6 separate regions of the Homo sapiens genome follow, and regions 1, 2, 3, 4 and 5 are each linked to region 6. A link is a loop called in an ENCODE intact Hi-C map of the cell type or tissue named here. Cell type or tissue: heart left ventricle. All regions are shown on one strand.

What was found. Hi-C counts contacts between places; a loop is a spot of excess contacts. Peaks named below come from ENCODE experiments on the same cell type or tissue, not always from the same donor. Only the 100,000 strongest peaks of a DNase experiment are listed, where the experiment ranks them.
Region 1: a loop joins it to region 6, with 1.9 times the contacts of the local background. A loop is called at or near these places in 7 of 110 quality-filtered maps.
Region 2: a loop joins it to region 6, with 2.8 times the contacts of the local background. A loop is called at or near these places in 24 of 110 quality-filtered maps.
Region 3: it touches region 6 in a loop (2.9-fold over the local background); 38 of 110 quality-filtered maps call a loop at or near these places.
Region 4: it touches region 6 in a loop (2.9-fold over the local background); 18 of 110 quality-filtered maps call a loop at or near these places.
Region 5: a loop joins it to region 6, with 2.9 times the contacts of the local background. A loop is called at or near these places in 51 of 110 quality-filtered maps.

Annotation. Positions count from the first base shown.
Region 1 is chr4:113,608,814-113,612,813 of GRCh38, reverse strand. CAMK2D (calcium/calmodulin dependent protein kinase II delta) reads left to right here. Exons shown (of 21, transcript NM_001321571.2): 4 at 3,608-3,662. Among named protein-coding and RNA genes, the nearest start is that of CAMK2D, 150 kb to the left of the region's middle. In heart left ventricle, no CTCF peak of the experiment used is centred here; a DNase peak (open chromatin) is centred at 2,043; H3K27ac peaks cover 2,435 bases.
Region 2 is chr4:113,630,966-113,634,965 of GRCh38, reverse strand. The region is part of intron 3 of CAMK2D (calcium/calmodulin dependent protein kinase II delta); the gene reads left to right. Among named protein-coding and RNA genes, the nearest start is that of CAMK2D, 130 kb to the left of the region's middle. In heart left ventricle, no CTCF peak of the experiment used is centred here; no DNase peak of the experiment used is centred here; H3K27ac peaks cover 2,850 bases.
Region 3 is chr4:113,682,931-113,686,930 of GRCh38, reverse strand. The region is part of intron 2 of CAMK2D (calcium/calmodulin dependent protein kinase II delta); the gene reads left to right. Among named protein-coding and RNA genes, the nearest start is that of CAMK2D, 77 kb to the left of the region's middle. In heart left ventricle, a CTCF peak has its summit at 2,033; a DNase peak (open chromatin) is centred at 2,010; H3K27ac peaks cover 2,648 bases.
Region 4 is chr4:113,906,579-113,910,578 of GRCh38, reverse strand. All of the region lies in intron 1 of ARSJ (arylsulfatase family member J), which reads left to right. Among named protein-coding and RNA genes, the nearest start is that of ARSJ, 71 kb to the left of the region's middle. In heart left ventricle, a CTCF peak has its summit at 1,540 (motif pointing right); no DNase peak of the experiment used is centred here.
Region 5 is chr4:113,393,269-113,397,268 of GRCh38, reverse strand. All of the region lies in intron 3 of LOC105377374 (a long non-coding RNA gene), which reads left to right. Among named protein-coding and RNA genes, the nearest start is that of MIR8082, 240 kb to the right of the region's middle. In heart left ventricle, CTCF peaks have their summits at 2,173 and 2,375 (motif pointing left); no DNase peak of the experiment used is centred here.
Region 6 is chr4:113,545,602-113,549,601 of GRCh38, reverse strand. It overlaps CAMK2D (calcium/calmodulin dependent protein kinase II delta), which reads left to right. Exons shown (of 21, transcript NM_001321571.2): 6 at 1,886-1,958. Among named protein-coding and RNA genes, the nearest start is that of CAMK2D, 210 kb to the left of the region's middle. RefSeq lists silencers at 1,690-1,779, 1,790-1,959. In heart left ventricle, a CTCF peak has its summit at 1,877 (motif pointing left); a DNase peak (open chromatin) is centred at 1,901; H3K27ac peaks cover 883 bases.

The sequences.
Region 1 (4,000 bases), 63 kb before region 6:
TTATAAATTCCATACTTAAAGTTCCAGAATTTAAAATTTGATGAGAACTGTTGTGCTGTTTCAGGTTGTGAAAATTCATTTATTCATACACGTAATTTTACCTTTGAGCAAACTTCAAAAAGAATGACTGCCAAAATGTATTATAACCTGTTTTCTCAAATGTTTTTCTCATTCTCTTTTTTAAAATTTCTCTCTAAAAACGTCATAGGGACAACTGTAATTAGGCTAATTGCGTCCACTCATATGTGCAGCTTATGGCAATAACAGAGCAGTCATAGAAAGAACGAGGTGCAGTATGCTTCAAAATGCAGCATCTGCAGTGCTGTCAAGGCCAGCCATGCCGTCAGTCTTGAGCTAACAGCTGTGATGAACAGAATGTTGTGTTATTCCTTTGGTGTGAAAATGAATTGACAGTTATTTATAGGGAATAATTAATGTAACATTTTGTAAAAGTAAACATGATTTTCAATCCTTGAGAAACTGTTAAAAAGGAAAAAAAGAATAGGAAATGAAGGATACTTTTGACCAACAGAAAAGGCTTGAAGAGAAATAGATGATGTCTACAACTAAAACACTATCTTCCAGACCGTTTAGACATACCATCAACTCTGAGAATAATAGTTGAAGAGTTAAACATTTTTAAAGGAAACAAACCCATCCTCACAGTAATTGTGAACATGTGGAATGTCTCTGTGAAGACTATAGTATCTACTTTTGTTAATATAGTAAGTAAAAATCATGACAATTTCTTATAATTCTGTTTTTTCAGTTCATTATTTAAAATAAGAGAGTGGAAGGAAGTAGGGTGGGACATAGGAAGGAAGGAATAAAGGAAGGAAGGAAATATGTATATATTAATCCCAAGTAAATATGATGCTGAATATGTGATATGAATAACACATTTATTCATAATCTCGCATGGTCAAATGGCTGGTTAGACATATTAGAGATTATTTTGGAATTGTGTGATGCAAAAGAAGTAAACTTGGCTGAATGATTTGTCTCAAACCCTTATCACATGTTAGCTGGTTAAGTGCTTTTGTATCATGTGTTTGATTATCATGTTTCCATCTGAACAGTAACTCCTGACTTGTTCAAAAAATAATTGATTTCTGAATGATGATATTTAGTATTAATTAGTATTAATAAGTGAATGGAAATAATTTTAAGAAAATGTTATTCCCAGGATAGACAGAAATTATTGCTACTTCTCCAGTTGTACCTGAAATATTCTCCTCTGTTCAGCTGTATACCTCTTCGATCTGGACACCTGAGATCCCACCTGCACCTAAGGCTTTTACCTTCAGACAGTGGAAGAAAGTAATGGTGATTTCCTCCTGGTCAGATTGTAGACTTTACTTTTCAGTTTAACTTTGATAACATGGGAACCCATCTTATTTTCCAGAATAATTGTTATGAGTTCTTTAAGAAGCCATGCCATTATTTAAGTTCATTTGAATACATACTGTATTATAGCTGCTAAGTGAGATATCTCTGAAACTGTGTCATTCAAGAAGCCAGTGAGCTATCATCCATGGCCCAGCTTTCTTTATTGTACTAAATGATCATTAGAAGATGCACCATCAAACCAAACTCTTTATATTCTTCAGCAGCATAAGTTTAAGCAAGGCTAGCAGGCATCTCTGATATTGGCAACGTGAAGAATACCTTTCACACCATTAAAGTGATGGAAGAATTGCTTATGTAGCCATCTTCTTATTTTATTTATATACATTGTGTGTGTGTGTGTGTGTGTGTGTGTGTGTTATGTGTATATATAACATATATATAGCTATCTTTGGTGAAAATTTCCATCCCAAAACCTTCTATAGTAAATGCTCAAAAACAATTTGATGAAAGACCATCTACTATGTGCCAGATCTCTGTGTGGGATGCAAGACTTATAAAATATGGTTCCTGTTGGGCAGTATTGGTGACGAGACTATATACTGAAGAAGGGAAAGGTATTAAAGGTAGTAAATAAAGATAAAATATGCTGCATGAATGACCTCAAGGGTGGCACTGTGACAAGTAAGATAAGCGTGGCAGGGCAGCGGGGACTGCAGTGTGCTTACATTTCATGCACTCAAGAGCTAAGTAGAGGGTCTGAGACTGAACTGTTGGCTGCATTCCCAGTCACCTACAGTATAGGCCTCCTCCTCATGTTAATAACAATAGAAAATTCATATTTTACAAACTATAATCTATCTAGAGAGGGATTCAGAAAATATTTTAATAGGAGGCCAGGAATGAGATCCAAAGGGGATGGAATTAGATGATAAAGCACAGAGATTATGTTAAGTCTATGAGCCTGGGCATTGAATGAGTACTACAGTCTCCTTGTATAAATAATTTTAGTTTGTGTGATAACCTGAATGTTCTTATAAATTCACATTTTCCATGTGGTGGTCATCAGTGCATGGGAAACATAACAGGTTGTAGTAGAAAATCATTATTATTTTGTGGTGACTTTTGTAAAAGCAGTTGTGTCCTAAAACTTTGTTGCTTTCCCTGCCTTCTTTTGCTCCCAGTGAAGATCAAGCCACCACTTCAAGTGATTTGGATACACAGGAAGAATTCACTGGGGCTACCAGAGGTTGGAAGGTGGGAAAAGGGAGAGGAGCAGAAAGAATAACTATTGGGTACTAGGCTTGGTACCTGGGGGACAAAATAATCTGTACATCAACCCCCGTGACATGAGTTTACTTATGTGGCAGACCTGCACATGTACACCTGAAGCTAAAATAAAAGTAAAAAATAAAAATAAATAAGCAAAAAAAAAAAGAATTCACTCTCTATGAAGGATAACTGGGACAAGGTGTGGGGCTTATGAACAAGTAAATAGCAGATACAGCGGTTTGTAGTTCTACATGTGTGATTTAGTTTAGAGTTATCAGTTAAAGTCTGGCTCATTGAAAATTTTAAAGTGGCATTAATTTGAGAAACTAGTAAATTATTTTAGCAAAAGTTCAAGCTGTACATTTTGGGCTAATGACTTGGTAAATGGATTTGGGTGACCTGAGTAAATAAGTAACATAACAAAAACTGTGTTTTGCCAGGTTGGCCAGGGAGTGCCACCTAGAACTTCTTGGACAAAAGGGAGAACACAGGGAAACCATTTCCTAGACTTGGAATCATTCCTCTTACTGTCTGTTGTAGTGACCAAGCATGAGTTGGTGAAGACTTGGACTAAGGTGATAGCAAAGAGAGTGGCAAGGAAGTGAAAGAATTGCCAGAACCTGGTAACTTTGAGTATATGGATATATATTATAATGATCCTTAACATTTGTTTAGTATTCACCTCAAAATTTGTGGATTTTTATCTCATTTAATCTCAACCATTTTATAAAGCATAGGTACTAATATCATTACAAGTTAAGCAGTTTTTTTTTAAGATCACATAGTTACCAGTTTTCAGAACCAGTACCCAAACCTTAGTTCTATCTGAACTCAAGCTATGTTGTAAAAGATACGGACGTATCAAAGGCTAAAATAAAATGTAATGCCAACATTTCTAGCTAGGAGACATATGTCCATGTGAAGTGGGGTTTAACGTTGATCGTTGGAATAGGTATAACACAATTTTTCTTCTCTTATTTTTTTCTAGTGCGACTTCATGATAGCATATCAGAAGAGGGCTTTCACTACTTGGTGTTTGATTTGTAAGTATATACTCTGTATTCATTATTTTTGCAATCTAATTGAGGACCGTTTTGAATTAATGATTTTTCTCACTGTACAGTCCAAATTACTGACTGCTACAATATTTTTTAATGTTCAAGTAACATTCAACTCTAATTCTTTTGAAAAGAGGATACTACTCAGCATTGTTTTATTTACAATTTAATTTAACCTTAATTTGAATTAACCTTAACCTAAGTGAAATAGTTATTTCTCTTTGCATTGTCCGTTGTGATGTCATGAGTGGTTCTCAATTCTACCTTGTAGCACAAAAATGTTTGACATAAGCAAAATTTTCCATTTAATTTTTAAGAGTATG
Region 2 (4,000 bases), 85 kb before region 6:
GTGTACTATTTTGTGAAGATAATTACAAGGCTAGGTAATGCATATTTTAGGTAAAGAGAGTCTGGCCTTCTAGGCTTCCAAAGATCCTATAAGTTCAAGTCCTTGGTACCTCTGTATTCTAGACAGATCTTGGGGGAATGCCTTGGCTGCATTCACAGATAGATAGTAATGTAAGTTCCATGAGGTTTTGTTTCATGACTGTTTATTTACTTTTGATTCTCCAATACCTATAAAGTCTCCTGGCACAGAATCAATGCCCAAGAAATAGATGTCAAATTAATATGTAGAAACAAAAACGCTCTAGTGCTAATTCTACCTCAATGTCATATGCAATTTTGAGGGAAGCAGACACTGAATGAGTATCTTATTTCTGTGAAAGCAGCTTGTAATTGATTTACAAATGTCATTCCTTGGACCTGTGACTGCCAGCATTGGACTCTGTGTCCTTTTATGCTCAATAATGCTTTTTCCCTCTCCTCATTAAATTCTGGATTTTTCTTACCTACTTTTCTCTCCCTACCAAAGAAATAGATAAAATACCATGCTCTTCATTTTATTGGTGGGTCAGTATTAATTGCCCAATTCTGTCTTTGCTTTGAAAGAATTCTTGCCTAAGAGGTCTCTCTCTCCATAAAGTCGATACCTTTTCCAGTTTCCCAGACAAGCCTGAATAAATATGTCAGAACCTAGCAGTGGACAGGGCTATGAATGATTCAAAACTGTCTATTCCCTACAACGTGTAAATGAAAATATAGACAGCTGTACAGGATCAGAATAGGGGAGAAGGAACAGGGAAACCTGGAAGGCTGCTCTTTTGTGAACAACAGCCTGGAAGGTTGGGAAATGATTTTCAGTGTTTTGTGGGACTGTACTACAGATTGGACTATGCCATCTACTTGTGCTAAAAAGCACAAAAGTCTTTTAAAAGCAAAGGTGACAAAAGTCTTTTAAAAGCAAGTAAAGACATTCTCCAGAAATATTTTTAATAAAACATGCACAATAATGCTGCTTTTTCCAACTATTGTGTGGTTGTAAGTTTTTGAACCTAATTCTTCAAATTATAACAACTACTAAAGATTTATCAAATGTAAATCCTGTGCCAGGCATGATGCTCAACCCTCTGATGGATTGTCTTGTTTAGCAGACACAGCTAGCACATTATATTATGTACATTTTTACAAATTGAGGGAAAGAAGGCAGAGATGCTAAGCACTTTGCCCACAGTTACCCAGTAAGTGGCTGAGCTGGTACTGCATGCCAGGTATCCTGCTTGTGGAGCCAACAGTCACTTCTGTACTATCTCAGTGACAGCTATGGAGGCCTGGGATTATTTTATTTATCCTATTGGAAATGACAGTTGTAGCAATGACTAAATATACTGTGACATTAATTCCCCCTGGAAGTGTAATTTGATTATGTTTGGTAAACTGAATGAGTGCCTGATCTCTATGAATGCAGCTTTTAATTGATTTACAAATTACATTATTTGGAGCAGTGACTGCTGGTATTGGACTTGGTGTCCTATTGCACTCTTTGTTGCTATTGTTTTCTTTCCTGCATTGACGTTGTTTTCTGTATTAAGCTGCCTGAATCATGTCCTTTGAAAATATTAATACCTTTTTGAAGAAAACCAAGGAATTGTGGTAACTCCATGGTGAGGTAGCCTTTGAGTGGAAATAACCAAAAATTACCTGCAGTGGGAATTACCTTTTGGTTATTGTGCATAAAAATGGCAGAGATAGATAAATGGATAGGTAGATAATGTTTTCTTAAATTTATTTGTATACATAGATAATCTCACAGCCCATGAAGACTCAACATATAGGCCTTTTAATGCCTACGTTTAGTTTCCTCGTATTGATTTACTTGCAAATTTTCTAATATATTCTTCAGTAGAATTTACTTTATAGCTTTATGTCCAGATTATCTTGGCTTTTGCCTTTGGATAACAAAACAACTATTCCTTCATTTGAAGCAGATAGTTAAGAAAACAAATTACCTTTTGAAAACCATAAGGCTGACTTTATGCCTAGGAATAGATTATTTCTCAGTCCTAGGGAAATATGCATTGAACATTATTTTATGATGCTTTTTAGTACTTTGAGATTCAGTTCAAGCTGACAAGGACCTAAGTATTGGATCTGAAACTCCTCACATTCTGTTCTGTTTCTCCCTGAAAGCACCTGTCAGTGTCTATAGACTTTGAAACCAAGATTTAACAGGGTAACATTTACTGACTATATTATGCTACATTATGTATAATAGTATGACAGGACAATGACTTACAGGTCATATGAATATTATTAGCTCTCTCTGCCTCCTTTGATTTTTTTCTTTTTTTTTTTTAAACTGAGCTACTGCACTCCAGCCTGGCAGAGTATCTCTCTATGGGGTATCACCCAGGCTGGAGTGCAATAGCACAATCAAATAATACACACACACAGGCCGGGCGTGGTGGCTCACACCTGTAATCCAAGCACTTTGGGAGGCTGAGGCAGGTGGATCACCTGAGGTCAGGAGTTCGAGACCAGCCTGACCAACATAATGAAACCCTGTTTCTACTAAAATTACAAAATTAGCTGGGAGTGGTGGTGCATGCCTGCGATTCCAACTACTTGGGAGGCTGAGGCAGGAGAATCGCTTAAACCCAGGAGACAGAGGTTGCAGTGAGCCAAGATTGTGCCATTGCACTCCAGCCTGGACAAGAGCGAAACTCCATATCAAATAATAATAATAATAATGATAATACACACACATATAGAATGAGAGGGAATTTATGAGAAGTTTGATATTTCATTGTTTTGGATTTGGAGAATGTTTCCACTTAGATCAGGAACCTCTCTATTCACATCATATAGGCTTTGATTGTATAATAAGTGATAGCAAGTATTGTTAGCCTGTAACTTCTTAAGCCAAAGCTCCTGAGGGAGGATCATAAATACATATGCCTATCATTTTCCCAATTCTACATAATACTGTTTCAACTAACCAAAGCAGGCTTGTATCTACAATTTCATCATTGGAGTCCCTATTCTCTTACATTTTCCTTCAAAACTTTCAAGTGTATGTAAACTCTATAAGGACACATTATTTTCACCATCATAGTAGTAAAGCATGCTCATCATCCAGAACACTTGTTTCTTCACTTAGTGTTGACGTGTATCTACTTTCTGAATTAATTTTCAGGTTCTGTTGCTAATTGCAAGCAGGTTTATGGTGCCACATTTTTACCACTGCACCCTGTGCTCATTGATCTCCCTGAAGCTCTAGTTCAGTTCCAACCTAATGAAAAGCAAATAGATGCCAACGACAATAGTTACCCAGCTAACATTTTGGTTTTGGTCTGGGTCATCCTTCTGAGGCGTATGACTTGCTGTTTTGTATGTTGGTGTGTAGAGAGGAGCCGATGTGTTCCAGAAGCCCTACATCTAATGGGCAATAACTCACAAAATCACTAGCTAGCAGATTCTCACAGTTAAAGGGCGAATGTTCATTGAATATTGGAAATGTCAACTGCAGCCTGTCTGGGTGATGTTTAAAATTATCAATGTACCACCTTCAACATAATAATTCCCTACATTTTCTTTGCTTTATTTTTTATTTTAATTTTTAAAAAATGGAGACGAGGTTTTGCCATGTTGCCCAGGCTGGTCTCAAGCTCCTGGGCTCAAGTGGTCCTCCTGCCTTGGCCTCCAAAGGTGCTAGGATTACAAGCATGAGCCACCATATTCAGTCTACAATCTCAGCTGAACCATTCTCTGCTCACAAATAGCACTAGTGATAGGAGATAAGAAGAGGTGATTTTTGAATGGCCTAATGTAAAAGACCATCACAGACTTTAGAATACCAATTTGTGGCTCTGGTTTAAATGAATAGATAGCCCCTGGACTCCATTAGTACAACTGAGGGGCTGGATTGTAATTGTTTTCTGAAGTCCCTGTCACTTCTGAAATTCTGAGATTTGATTTTTTTAATATGTCGTGATCCATGATATGTTACA
Region 3 (4,000 bases), 140 kb before region 6:
AAAGATATCTTTATTTTAAAATTGAGCAACTTGAAGTGTATGTGTGTGTGTGTGTGTGTGTGTGTGTGTATACACATACCTGTATTGTAAATAAGAAAGGTGCTTAATAAGTTTGTCTTAAAACTCATGAAAGCTTGGCGTAAAATCTCACACTAATCACTATGGATGAGAATGGCTCTCGTTGAGAAATAAGGGCTGATGGCTTTTTTCTCAATGATCATGTTAAAAATATATTGAGAGCATTGTAGGACTCCAGATGCTTGGGTTGTGGCTCACAATTTTTACAGAATTAATTTCCAAAATTCTTGATTACTCCAGGAGGAAATTTATTCCAAAAGTAAGCTGTGTGCTTCCTTCTTAAATTTAAAAATTAATGCATCAAAGGTGTAATAAAAATCATCTCTTACAATTAGAGGTCCTAAAGAAATGTTTGAATTATTATGGCAATTAGAAGGGTACCTTACTTAAGATTTTGAGAGTTTTGTTGCTAGCAAAGCAGAGAAATAAAAAGTTAATTACTTTTGTAAGGGAAAACTTGGGAATATAGGTATGTCCCTGTACCTTTTCAGATATGTAAACAATATTTAGGTATTTTTACAGAGAATTGAGAAAAAGTACAGGCACTGACACTACTACAACCATAGTAGAAGACACTACTACAAAGATAGTAAAGGACAACTTTCTATGTAGATAAATATCAGTTATTTGGAGTTTATTATCTGAAAATATTTTGATAATTTCTTCCCATTTCTTTCAAGATAAAAATTAAGTTTTAATAGCAGATATCTTGCTTAGAATCAAGTACATTTTAGTGACTTGGCATTTATTCATTATTCGTTTATTTAGTTTATCACTTTTTTTTTTTTTTGAGACAGAATCTCTTTCTGTTGCCCAGGCTGGAGTGCAAGGCATGATCACGGCTCACTGCAATCTCCGCCTCCCAGGTTCAAGCAATTTTCATGCCTCAGCCTCCCGAGTAGCTGGGATTACAGGCATGCGCCACCACATCCAGATAATTTTGTATTTTTAGTAGAGACGGGGGTTTCACCATGTTGGTCAAGCTGGTCTTGAACTCCTGACCTCAAGTGATCCACCTACCTCAGCCTCCCAAAGTGCCAGGATTACAGGCATGAGCCACCGTGCCTGGCCCTTGCTTGTAGACTTTCATTCTCTGGTTCCATACTCCACAATATTATCAGCCCTATCTCTCAAAAATAGCATTGGTTATATTATAGCATCAATTAATTACATTGACATAAAATTAAAATGTCTCTACTTGTCACTTCTTGTAATATTACCTAATTTTGTTTTTCTCTAATTTTTCATAATTTATACACCTAATTTATTACCTTTCACGGGCTCATGTGTTTCCTATTTAAAGTCTGAAATGTGGCCAGGTGCAGTGGCTCATGCCTGTAATCCCAACACTTTGGGAGGCTGAGTTGGGAGGATCACTTGAAGCCAGGAGTTCAAGACCATCCTGGGCAACATGGTGAAACCCCATCTCTACCAAAAAATATGAAAATTACCAAGTGTTGTGGCGCACGCCTATAGTTCCAGCTACTTGGGAGGCTGAGGTGGGAGGATTGCTTGAGCCCTGGGAGGCAGAGGCTGCAGTGAGCAGAGATCGCGCCACTCCACTCCAGCCTGGGTGACAGAGTAAGACCTTGTCTAAAAAAAAAAAAAAAAAAGAAGTCTGAAATGTAAGTCATTTGTATCTGTTCAAATGATATAAGGTGGTATCAAGCATTCTTACACATGATGGTGGTCTTAGAAAATCATTTAGAGGATGCTAGGAGAAAAATTGAGCTGCCATCTGGAGAGGCTGCTGGATTGGCGACTCCCTCCTATCATTGGTTTACTCTCTCCAGGTGCCTTACTAAAGAGAATCAACAAAGAGAGAAGGACTTTGCTCAGTACCTTCTGCCTTAGAGGCCTGTCTGGTCATCTGCTGCCAGCTCTTTCCAGGGAGAGATGAGGAGCAGCAGGCCTGTGCTCTCAAGCCCTCAGGGAATGCACTGCCTCCAGTGGGACAGAGTGGAGCTGTTGCTTGTGTCATTGCTGCAGCACATTATTTGAAACTGACCTCAAGACTTGGATTTGCTCAGTTTATTTTTAGAAGTAATGACAGTATAGCACTTTGAGGCCTGAATGTTATTTCTAGACAAGAGTAATACTGTTTTTCTGAGAAGTAGAATTTCAGGATTTCAAATGGATTTTTTGGTAAATATTTCTGAAGCTTTTCCAGTAACTGAGACTTTCTGGGCAGAAAGGCAAGATGGGACATAGTGTGCATCCTCTGTTCTTGCTGACCTCAGTATCTCAGAGTGTGACTAGACGCTGTTACCGAGCAGCTGCATAGTCATCTTCTTCCCTTGTTCTGAGCAAGTCCTCTGTTACACAAAGAAGAAAAAAGCAATCATTCTTTTCAGTCATTTACCTTCCAACTTACTAAATTTGAAATTATAATTATACATACAGTACATACAAGGTTGTCTGTAGGGAGTATATTTGTTTTTATGTCTTATATTCTGGCATGTATATGAGTTTGCCTAAGAGATTTGGAGATACATACACATGCATACATACATGTGTCTGACTTTTTATGTAAATATATTTTGTATGACGTGTTAATTTATATGATACATGGCTATCCAATGTGGTTATCTCTACAAAGAAATGTACTCACAGATGCATTTAATTTTTACAGATACAATTTTCATTAGCTTTCTAACTGAAGTCCCTGCCTGTAGACTTTCATTCTCTGGTTCCATTGTGTACTCCACAGTGTCATCAACCCTGATTTTCAAAAACAGCATTCATAGCCAGCAGTTTTGTCTTGCTTCCTATATGCCAGGCACTGTTCTAACTTTTTATATATAAATCTCTCAACAATTCCATGAGGTAGGTGCTGTTAACATCCTCATTTTACAAAAGAAGAAACTGAGGTACAGAGAGGTCAAAAAGCTCACTCTAGGTCAGAAACAATCCTAAGTGGTAAAGTCAGTCTGAACCCAGGCAGTCTAACTCTAAAATCTATACTCTTAACTACTATATTGTGTTGCACACAGAATCTGGTTCCTCGTGCCTCTGATCAAAACCGATATTTCCTGCAGCAGAAAATCTTAACATATTAGCACAGGATTAATTTGTTAGCTTTTTATGTTTTTCCCTGCTCACATTTGAGGTTGTTATCCACAGACAAGTATATCAAACTATTGCTGTTCTCCAAACCTTCCAGATAGTTTTCTGACTCTGTGATGTTAATCATGCTATTCCTTTTATCTGAAATTTACTTCATCTTTTTCTACCCAGAAAACGCCTATTTATTCTTCAAAGCCCATATCAGCCTTCACAACTCTTTTATGCATTGTTGTAAAATTGTATTTTCTCTCATCTGTGTTTCCGTAGCACTTAATAAGTAACTCCGGTTTTGGTGCTTCTTTCATTGTATGGTGGTGTTTATTTGCCCTTAAGTGTCATGTGCTCTTCATTGGGAGTACCATCTCCCCTCTGCTGATTTCATTCAACTGTCTAGTAACCAGATTCACCTCTCAGCCATGTTCCTGTATCATCAGTGCTGCTCTGCGGTGCCCTGTCTGGTTTTCAGTCACAGTTTCCTGTGCAGGTGGTGGAGGATTTTGAAATGCTTGAAACTGAACCATTACACCCACTTGAGATAGTTTCTTTTGTCTGTGTATGATAGGAGGTGGGTGGGGAAAAATAAGTGCACACAGCCTATTACCTGGAGTTGAGATCACCAATTAAATGTCATGAATAGGGTAAGATAACACATATTAGTTGTGTTTAAAATATTTTGCTCCTTAGATTTTTATTCACTCTTCACTTTAATTTAGAAAGGCAGTTTTCAGATGTTGGATGAGCATTGACTAATTTCCAAATACCTTTTTATTTGTTTTCTGCATTATAGATCATGTGACTCAAATGTATTTAGGGTAGCTAGCAGATGATTGAACATGATGAAACTATGAGTCTTTTA
Region 4 (4,000 bases), 360 kb before region 6:
AAGCAAACACCTTTCAGAATATGGAAAATTAGTTATATTCTTCCTACATAAATATCCAAGTGATATTTGATTTGTAAACTACAGTCTCTTGCATTTATTTCCTTCCCTTCAAAATATGAATTTCTACTCCACTATTGGCCTATTTTTTACTCGCTAACCATTCTGGACTTTAAAGTCTGCATAAAAGTATTAGTATTCATATTTTATCCCACTTACAAGAGTACATTAAATATGTAATTAGGTTAAAACAATAACATCTTAGACAATATTTTCAGACAAAGAAGAATTCATAGACTATAGTATCCAGCACCCAGTAATACAAATTAATACAAAAAATTATATACCTTCACATATTCTAATGCCAAGCTGAAAGGTCTACTTAGCATTTTTCTTTTAAGTTGGCAGTAAAGTGAGAATGATGGTGATTGCTTTTAACAGATTTGGCAACAACTCTAGGTTTACTATTATTCATGTGGAATTTTCTTCACATGGTAGCCAGACTGTGACAAAAAAACTTACTAAATTTCAAAATTATTTTATTTTTTAGCCAAGGTAATACAAGCATTTGGAATATATTATATGAAAAATCTATTTTTAAACTAATTTCATATTATACAAATAAATGTTAAATATATAATCGATGTTTGTGGAATCTTCCCTATGAAATATCTGTAAATGATATTATAAACTTGGTACTGTGAAGCTGTTCTGATGTTAAATGGAGACGCTTTACTGACACATTGAGCAGTAGTCTTTGACTCATGGATTCTTATAGTTAGGAAGAAGCTTAGAGGTGTAGTACTCTGTTCTCATGCTGCTCTAAGGATATACCTGAGGCTGGGTACTTTATAAAGAAAAGAGGTTTAATTGACTCACAGTTTCACAAGGCTGGGGAGGCCTGAGGAAACTTAACAAACATGGCAGAAGGGAAAGCAAACACATCCTTCTTCACATGGCGGTAGGAGAGAGAAATGAGAGCCAACCGAAAGGGGAAGCACCTTATGAAATCATGGGATCTCATGAGAACTTACTATCACGAGAATAGCATGAGGAAAACTGCCCCCATGATTCAATTACCTCTCACCAGGTCCCTCTCACGACATGTGGGGATTATGGGAACTACAGTTCAGATGAGATTTGGGTGGGGGCACAGCCAAACCATATTAGAGGTCATCTAGCACTTCGTTTCCAATTCAGGAATCCCTTTTACAAAATCCTTGGCAAATGCTTATCTAGCCTGTTTACTATTTTTTTGTTTGTTTATTTTCTTTTTTAGAATGTTATTTTCCACAATGGGTTGAAATCAGCCTCTTTATAATATTGACCATTAGTCCTAATTCTATGCTTTGAAATAAAACAGAGAGGAGTTGAACTATCCACCACTCTCCAGGTTATAAAAGCAACAAATCTAGAAATCATTCCTAATTCTTTTTTTTTCCACTCCTTCTGTACTTCTCTCACTGATTTAGTCCTATCAGTTCTAAATCTAAATATACATTTCATCCATCTACCTCTTTCCATTTTTACTGCCACTAGATGGTAGTCCAAGCCACCATCATCTTTGACCTAGACAAATCTAAACAATCTCTAAACAATCTCTTCTAAACAATTAGAAGAGATTGTTTAGAAAAATTCTTTTCTAAACAATCTGTGTTTCAATTCTCATCTTTCTAAAATCCACTTTCTATACCAGTGGTCTCCAAATTGGAATACATACACCAAAGGGTAATGCAAGATGATTCATTGGGATGCAAAAAGAAATAAAAGAAATTCTACTTACATTTATTTTTATCTCATCCCCTTTAATTTCTATTCTGTGTAAGTTTTATAATGTTCCTAAATTAATACAGTATGCATGAGTGTAATTTATAAATAAGTAAACGTGCATATATTAGGGGAACATGCTTAAATATTGAATACTATTTTTCAGATGTGTTCTAATTAACATAATGGGATTATTACTCGTCAGAATTTGCACACTGCCTTTATATAGATTAATTACAACTATAGCTCTCATTTGTCTCTTGCTTTTTATTAAATTTGTAGTCTGATATATTCAACTTCTCAGATCCATTTATGTAGTCTTATATAGCTGACGTGTAAAAAATGGATTTTTAAATAAAATATCTTTTATTTATCCCAGTTAGATTTTCTTACATCTTGTTTTAAATTTTGAGACAATCTTATAGAAAAATTGCAAGTGCAGCACAAATAGCATTTTTCCTGAATTAAGAGTTAAGAGCCAACGTGATGTCCCATCACCCTCAATACTTTAGTATTTCCTACCAACAAGAGTATTCTCCTGTGTTAGCCACAAAACCATCAAAATCAGGAAGCATTGTTATTCCATTTTAATCCTGAGATCCCATTTAAGTTTTGCCAGTTCTCTAAATACGTTCTTTATTGAAACTATTCCAATTCAAAACCACATATTGCATTTAATTGTCATGTCTCCTTAGTCTCTTTCTTTTAATTCCTTCCAGTTTTTATTTTAGGATCTAGGGGTTTACGTGCAGTTTTGTTACATGGATAAATTGCATGTCACGGAGGTTTGGTGTACAGATATATCGTCACCCAGGTAGTGAGCATACTACCCGATGGGTAGTTTTTCAAGCCTCACCCTTCTCCCACCCTCCATCCTGAAGTGGGTCCTGGTGTCTTTTGTTCCCTTCTTTGTGTTCATGTGCAATCAAAGTTTAGCACTCACTTATAAGTGAGAACATGTGGTATTTGGTTTTCTGTTTCTGTGTTAATTCACTTAGGATAATGGCCTCCAGCTGCATCCATATTACTGCAAAGGACATGATTTTGTTCTTTTTTATGGCTGTATAGTATTCTGTGGGTTATACGTACCACATTTTCTTTATCCAATCTCCTATTTATGGGGATTCAGGTTGATTCCAGGTCTTGCTGTTTTGAATAGTGCTGTGAGGACTTATTTTCTGAGTTGTTTTTCTTTCTTTTCTTTACTTTTTTTCAACTAAATGAAACACTCCTACCTGCCCCACAGACTTGTGGAGGCCAGAGAAGAGCATATCAGTAAAAAAAATTTTCATATTATATTCACTTTCATTAAAGTGTAAGATTATCATTCTTACCCCCAACTAAAGTGCTAACATACAGTTGATTTTTCATTATTTTATTGAAAAAGAATAATAGGCAGCCCTTTCAAATGCTAAATCATTCCTAAGCTATTTACCTAATGCTGATCCTTTTTAAAAAAAGACAATGAAGCTAACTTGGCAGGACTTTTCTTTTTTGACTTTGTCCCATTTGTTATTTTTGAAATGCTTACAAATCACATACTTTAAAAAAATCATTCTCAAATTTTTCTGGGATCAACATAAGTCTCACTATCCGGTTTACAAATCCTTCCTTTCTTTAATTGGAAAGTTAGAACAGATTTGCTTCTCAAGACTTCTGGCATCTTTCCTCTGCTCCTTGATTTTTCAAAAAGTACTGATATTAACTCTTAAAAAGAACAGAGAGTGCATCGGACTTTGCCACTGTTGATCAAGAATCAGTTTCACAGCCTGGTGGGGCAGGTTGAGGGTGCTGGGGAGAAAACCACAACTTCTCTACATCTCTATTTTCTCATCTATAAAATGAACTTAAAAAATCTGACTTCTCACTGTTGCAGTGAAACTTAAATGCAATAATGCATATAAAAAATCTATAAATTAAAAAGCGTTATGCAAATGTTAGTGACACCGATTCAGCATTCTGGGATAATTGTTAAAGCTATCGCTGAATAAATATACCTTCCTTACTAGACTCTGCTCCCTTCCAATGCTTGCAGCAACCCAATATGTATTATTATCCCTATTTTACAGATGAGGAAACTGAGGATCAGAGGGATTAAGTACTTCCCAAAACCATACAGGTAATAAGCAGTGGAGCAAATTCAAACCCAGGTCTGTTTGATTCCAAAACCTACACCCTTAACCCACACCCCAAATTACCTGAAACTTCCTCCTATTCCACCATAGAGGCTGGAACT
Region 5 (4,000 bases), 150 kb after region 6:
CAGGCTCTCCCCACTGTCCAGGAATGTTAGTTGAAAATCCTGGCATGAATGGAGAGAGAAATGGAATGTACTTCAGGGAAATACCGAATTCTACTGAAGGTTATTTCAGTTTAGGCTAGAAAAAGTTTAAGCATATTTTTTAGGCAAAGAGGAAGAAATTTATGTTTTAGAGAGATAAAAGGATTAAGAGGAGGTGGGATGAGATGCTATTAAAAACATAGGTCAAGGAGACATTTCTAAATGTAGAAAATTATGAGGGTTAAAGTATTTTGAGCATTGATGCCATATATCCTGGTGAATAGAAGGGCATCCATTTTAGTAAGACATTTTACAAAAAAAGCACCAAAGGTTGGAGGCAGATCCAAAGACTGGTTTGCAACCAGACAAAAGCCAGCAGAGCTGACTCTAGAGGGGTCAATGATTAACCCTCAGGCATAATATTAGCCTGAATCCCGAGCACCTGCGAAAAGAAGCAGTTTTAGCATCAGCAAGAATGTTTTCAATCCAGTGACTCCCTGGTGTATACAAGGTGTTTCTGCGTAAAAGTTATGTGACTCTAACTTTAATTATTTCTTCAAAAATTGATAAGTAGGCCGGGGATGGTAGTTCACAGATTGCTTGAGCCCAGGAGTTCAAGGCCAACTGAAACTCCATCTCTACAAAAAAAAAAAAAAAAAAAAAAGCCAAGAACGGTGGTGCATGCCTGTAGTTTCAGCTACTCAGGAGGCTGAGTGAGGTAGAAGGATCACTTAAGCCCAGGATGTCGAGGCTGCAGTGATTATGCCACTGCACTCCAGCCTGGGCAACAGAGCGAGACCCCGTCTCAAAAAGAAAAATCAATAAATAGCTACTTCTCTACTTTCACACGAGTTGTTAATGCCTCCAGTAGATATCAGGACTCAACCACACAGTATTGGTTTTGACAATCCTACGCCTCTGCAATTAAGATCTAATTCTGGCTCTCAAAATTACCTGTCTGTACCTAAAGATGGTTAATACAGTTTTCAGCATCCAACAGTACCTGGGAAAAATGACTTAAAAGATAACAAAAGAATTGTCATTGCAAACAGTTAAATGAACCCAGTCAGAGAATTATTTGAAGTTATCCAAAACCATTAAGGTCATTGGCAAGAAAAAGAAATAATCTATGTAAAACGCAGACTTGTTAAAAGTCCTCATAGCAAAGGTTTGGAAAGTCTGCATTCACACCTTCATGTACCCTTTCAGTAAATAATTATTATCTACTATATTCCAAGTACTATGCTATACCTTAGAGTACAAAGATGAAAACAGAGAAAGGATCTGACATAAAAGAGCTGAATTCTGGTTGGGAAAACAACAAAGTGAATATACTACAGTGAGATTGTCGCTGAAGTAGAGAGACGCAAGAAAGAGCACCTTAGACGACCTTGTAGAGACAAGAAAACCTGTGGGGAGACCATACTTGGGGTGTTTCTTGGAAGAGCTTCTCACGGGTTGGGGAAGAAACATTTCAGGGAGCAGGTGTGAGAACTGCAGTGGAGCAGGAGGCAGCTGCGGAGGGCACACTGCCTGAGGCTACACTCACCGCTGGTGGGGTTTGAGAGGTGGATGTTGGGGAAGGGGGCTGATGGAGATTAGCCCAGAGATCAACAGTGGTTGTAAATTATTATTTGCTTTTACGGTAAGTAAATATTACTTAAGTAACAAGGTATAGGATGTAATTATGTGATTCTGTACCCCAAAACGCTCACAAGAAAGTCATTTTCTGTAAGGGAAAAACTGTGAATCGCCAGCCAGATGCAATTATTACCATTTTCTTAGACATTTTATTGCCTTTCATCGCACTAATAGTTCCTAGTGTAATGGAGCTGTTACAAATGTGACCCTACCATTCTGGACCTATCTTTCTAACCGTGAGAGCTTGGACAAGTTACTCTACGTCTGTGTACATCACCAACCTCATCTGCAAAGTGGACACCAGAACCGCACTTACCTCAACAGGAGTGTTTTGTAAATGACAATGCCAGCAAAGTGCTTAGAGCAATATTTGGCTCATAAGAGGCTCTCAAGAACCGTTAGCGATGTTTGAAAGAAGGAATAATATCTAAACACATTTGAACTTAGTTTTTGTTTGTTTGATGGTTGAACTTTAATACAGTTTAACTTAATGGGCACTATGAGAATACAACTATGTGTTAAAATCGAGGCCTGTTAGAGCTGGCAAAGGTTTTAGAGTCAGCCAGTCCACAAGTCTCTCCACATTTTACAGGTGAAACTGTGATCTAGAAAAGTTCAGCAATGTTTCCAGTTACAAAGCTAAGGAGCTCGGAAAGTTCCAGTCTAGTGTGGAAGCCACTCCTAAGGCAAATGACTGATTGTCTGCTGCCCTCTAGTGGCTAGTTTGGGAAATTATCTTCTATACGGTAAGAAATGACACAGTACCACAAGAGCCGTTTATTTGCAGAAGGCTCACCAGGCAGGTTACAAAGTCTGCATGTGTTGTCTCTATAATGCAGTGTAAGTCAAAACTACTGGATGTTTTTATTATTTATATTTACAAGTAACTGCATTTTTTTCATACAAATCATGTAAGGTATTGCTCTTTTTGAGTATTTACAGCTTTCCTATGTTTAACTCACCTCTCCAATTATTTAAAACCAAAGTGTTGTTTATATATTAACAACATTTCACTGCCAGTATCTATTTCTGTTGTATTTGATTATTTATAACTAGATCATCTACCCTTCCTTTAAATAGCATATGATTAAAGAGAAGATAAAGAAGAAAGACAAACAAAGAAGAAATGAAGGAAGGAGGGAAAGAGGAAGAAAGGAAAGGGGGGAAGGAAGGAAGGAGGGAAGAAAGGAAGGAAGGAAGGAAAGAAGGAAGGAAGGAAAGAAGGAAGGAAGGAAGGAAGGAGGAGAGGGAGGGAGGGAGGGAGGAAGGAAGGGGCAAGAAAGAAACTACATAGTACTTGATGAGTCTCCCTTTTTATAGAGACCTGGAGAACAACTATGAATAAATCCACATGTTTACACATAAATTACATTTTACACAAATGTGAGTACGTGCTCTGCCGCCTCCTCTGGACCTTACTTACTCATATAAGATATATCTTTTTTTTTTTTTTTTTTTTTTTTTTAGACTCTCTGTTGCCCAGGCTGGAGTGCAGTGGTACGATCTCAGTTCACTGCAAGCCTCAGCCTCCCAAGTAGCTGGGATTACAGGCATGCACCATCACGCCCAGCTAATTTTTATATTTTTAGTAGAGACAGGGTTCCACCATGTTGGCAAGGCTGGTCTTGAACTCCTAAGCTCAAGTGATCTGCCCTCCTCGGCCTCCCAAAGTGCTGCAATTACAGGCGTGAGTCACCACGCTCGGGCCAAGACATATCTTGAAGATAACAGCTATACATGTTCCATTATGCATCCTGTTATAGATATAAAATTTGAATATTTTTACTATGATTTTTTAAAAGGTACAATATCTTCCTTTTGCATGGAGATGATCAATAAATTCCTTATAGTAGAATTGTTGAATCAAAGGAGTTTCTAAATGTTTAATTCTGAAAGGTGTTGTCTTCGTGCATTATTTTTCATTCCCACTGGCCTATGAGTGCCCCGTTTTCCCACTCTTGGGCGACCACTTGGTCTTATAAAAGTTGTAATTATTTCGAAATTGATGGGTTAAAAAGTTGCATCTTAATGTTTTGATTTATGATTTCTTTCATTATCGATGAGACCAGGATATTTTCCCAGGTAAACAAGTCATTTGAATGTTTTTGTGTGCCTATGTGAACAGCTTGTTCATATTTTTTGCTTTTTTTTCTGTTAAATTGTTGGCATATGAGACTTTTTTGGACAGTAAATTTATGCTTTTCCATTTATCTTTTAATTTAGCTTATAATATTCTTTCTGCATGGAAAGTTAAAATATTTATATGGTCAAATGTATTATTTTTTTCCACCATGATTTTTTTCTTGCCTACAAAGATCTTCCTAACCAAAGGTAATAAACC
Region 6 (4,000 bases):
GATGACAGTTCACAGGACCTTATAGGTGCCAAACAAGGATTTCTCCTCTCTAATTAGCAGTCCCATTTGATATCAGTGAACCCTTAATAAGAATAGCATAAAATGTGCATTTTGATATAGTATGAAGCAAAAGTTTTTCTTCACTGAAGTGTATGGAAGTGGGTTTAATAATTACCAATGCTCCAGGGGATTGTAAATTTGTATTTATTTATTCTTTGAAAGCTCCCTAGCTCTTCCCCAAAGTATTCTTACACTAAAGAGGGGTTTATTTTATTCATGAGTTTACTTTAAATTCTCCCTTTATTGTTGGAGACTTGCATTTGTTTTCCTGTTATATACTTTACAAAAAGCAACGCTTCTAAGGCGAAATGGTAAATGTGTCCCTCCATTTTTTTTGACCCTTGTTTCACCTGCCACTTCATCTGTGTTTACCCTCTTGTTTCAACACCTGTTTAATTGTGACCTCAGATTTTAAACAGTTTAGATGTGTATAAGAAATACCTGGAAATTTTATATCTCTGAAGAATTTTCCCAGAACATTATGGGAATTCTTTATAAATTTTTCTTTCTAAATATGGAGATTTTACCTTCTTATACATATTATTTAATTTGTACACTTACAATGAAAACAACACAACTCAAATTGTTTTGTCTGAACATGTCACAAAGTCTATGTTGGATGTCATTTTTGTTAGAACCAAAATTAGCTTTATTCAGCTTTATTTGATTCCAACGTAAAGCTAAAAAAAGTGAAGAAATATAATTTTTGTTTGTTTGTTTGTTTCATTGGGACTTTCATTTTATTTCATATTCAATGTGATTATGTGCCTTTAAAATGTTCTCCCTTCCATTCTGCCCTTGTATCTTTGCAGTCATTGTATACAGCAGATTCTAGAAAGTGTTAATCATTGTCACCTAAATGGCATAGTTCACAGGGACCTGAAGGTCAGTATATGGAGTCCATAAATCTGAATCAAAGCAGTTTTATTTTTTTTTCTGGGGAAAGGGCAGAGGGTGGGTATTTAAAATGGTTCCCTTGCCTTTCCCAACTTGTTTCTAAAATGAGTAAATGATGAAATGATAATGCATGATGCCTCTTCCAGTTTGCTCATCTACAGGCTAAATATACATCATAGCAAAAAGGGAAGAATACTAAAGAATACAACCTGCTAAGTTTCCAAGCAGTAAACTACCTACCAAAAGGGATTGAGGAGCAGGCTTTCTTGAATTGCCCAGCATTTGCCTGGAGATAAACTTGGCCTGTGATGTATGTCCGCCTGTAGATTTTAAACACCACTTCTGTTCTGAGACCATGGGTTGCTGTAGCAGAACAACTGGTTACGCATTGCTCCATTTGAGTCTGATGAACCCTTAGGCAAGAGATATTAATTGCCAGCTAAATTAAAGCACAAGAAGTTAATGATTTATCAAAAATTCATTAGGTATCTTAATTTAACCTTAGTGGTGCCCTGACTGTTAATGTGACAGCTTTTAGAACAATACTGGAAAAATGGGAGAGAAAAGGGAAACAATTTATGTGACGGGGTGGAGGCGGAACACCACAGCTATAAAGATTATATTTGTGTTCCACTTTATTTCCTGGAAGAATTTATAACCAGGAAATGATCTCTTGAATGACATAAAGTGTTTTCAAAATGGATTTTTCTAGAACAAATGGACCCACATTCTGGCTCACATCTGGTAAGATCTGATTGTTCTGAGGTAGTAGTCACTCTACTTGAGCAATATGTTTACATGACTGAAGGTGGTACAATACAACCCCAGTTGTCTGCTAGCTCTGCACTTTAACCCAGTCTCTCTGAGGGTATACAGACAGTGAGTGTAAGCTTGGAACTAACACACGCCCCCTGGTGTTTGCATGCAGTCATTGCATTCAGCAGATCCTGGAGGCTGTGCTACACTGCCATCAGATGGGCGTGGTCCATCGGGACCTGAAGGTGAGTAATGCGGTTGAAGAAGATAAACCACCACACAGTTCCTAATGACTGTTCAGCTGCAATTATGCCTGTAAAGGCAAAAATATGAGCAATAAAGTTGTGTGGACTTATTCCAGCACGTTACTCAGGAACTTTCCCTCACCACAGTCTCTCTTATTTCATCTCTAACACACACTTGAGACATATAAATCTTGATTTATCCAGATAGAAATAACTTCCCAACATTAACAATAAATAGGATGCTATATTTCTTTCCTTGTAAGGATGGATATAGCATTAATGTGACTTTCAGTAGGGTTTGATGATCTTCACTCTAAATTTGTTCTGTGTACATTGATCAAACATTTTATATTCATGTGATATATACCCAATATTATGTAAATACTTAGTAAAATTATAAAGTGTGTAGAGATAAAGTTATTAGGTGAAGTTTTAGCCTAAACGATTATGTGCTAAAGAACCTCATTTTGAATTCTGACATTCTCTTTCCCTTAACATTAGTCCTAGGAATTCTGAGGACACTGAGGCCTCTTAGTTTTTTATTTATTTATATTCCTAAAGACCAAGATAATAGTGTCTTCTAAAACTACAGATGTAAAGAAAGCAAAACAAATTTAATCATCAAATAATATTTATGTAGCAAATATATATGGATATCCCTATATACATATTCTCATTTGAATGCCTACTGATACCCTTAAGACTTCACTCAGCTTCTGATACCCTTGAGGACAGAGAATTTTTAGATCATTTAGAAATGAAATAGCTCACAAGGGGAGTACTTTTTCATTAATTTTCCGTCTCCATTTCCCAGCACTCTAGTTTTACCTGTGGAATTTCAGAAAAATAGTGAAGCCTAGAAATCGAAAAGAAAAACTACTGGATGAGTAAAATAGTAAATGTGAGCACTGTATATAGTTTTGATTCTTTCAAACTCAGCATTTTCTAGGCATTAGGACAAAGGTGACAAAGGATAATTTAGAATGTCTAAAACTATGTGTGTTTAGTGAGAGGACCTAGACTTATTTCTCACGTGCAGACTTTTCTGGTTATAAAAAAAATTATAAATCCATATTTCCAGTCACTTAATGTTCTAGAAGACTATATCTCTAAACCAATTACATGAAGATGTGATTTATAAGCAAAACATTGCCTTAGTTTTCTGCAATCTTTTGATTTCATTTAATTCTGAGAGTTTTAAATATCAAAAGCAAAGGTATGGTTAAGGGCATTTTCTTCTGAAGAGCCAAGATCGGACTGTATATCTGCTAACACTTACCAAATGTACCCATTAGTATAAAGCAAAAGCAGTGTGTTTCTTTGAAAATTCATGTATTTTACAGTCACCTCAAAAATTCTTTACTGGCCATTTACAGACAGAGCCCCTTTTGTTACCTCTCAGAACCCACAGCACTACTTTCCTTTTAAGTGAACATATATGAACATGCACATCATTTGTGCAATTTTTTTTCAGACACTTCTATAAATTTATTATTTGAAACATTTTACTCCATGTTATATAACCATAAGTGGACTTTAAAAGCCAAGTATTAAAAAATGTGAATCCTCTTCCATAACTTTAAAGATATTTTTTGTGGAATCGTAATACAGGACTTCTCTAAACATCTGGAATCAGGTGAGCACTTCAAAGACTGGAACTTTAATAGGACATGGGCTGTGAAGAAAAATATATTCTCTGACGTATGAGCTAACGTCACTAATTAAAAACTTAAGCAGATGATTTTTAGGGAGGCTTACTAGCAAAAGAAATAACTTGCTGCATTCCCCACCAGATTTCTTTAAGGCAGGGAAAGTACTTTTGCTCTCCATTCTTATTCTGATTCTGGGAAAGGACAGAAATGAGCTTTTGAGAGAGCTTGTTATAATTTTTTTAGTTGTTGTCTTAGTTTGTGTCAAATTGCTGACTTGGATGGATTTCAGTTGAGTCTGGTTCTCAGTGCTTGCTTCAGTAGGCCATTTCATAAACACACTGAGAGAGTTCAAAACACGTGCATTAGAGGCAGTTGATGAACCTCTTGAAC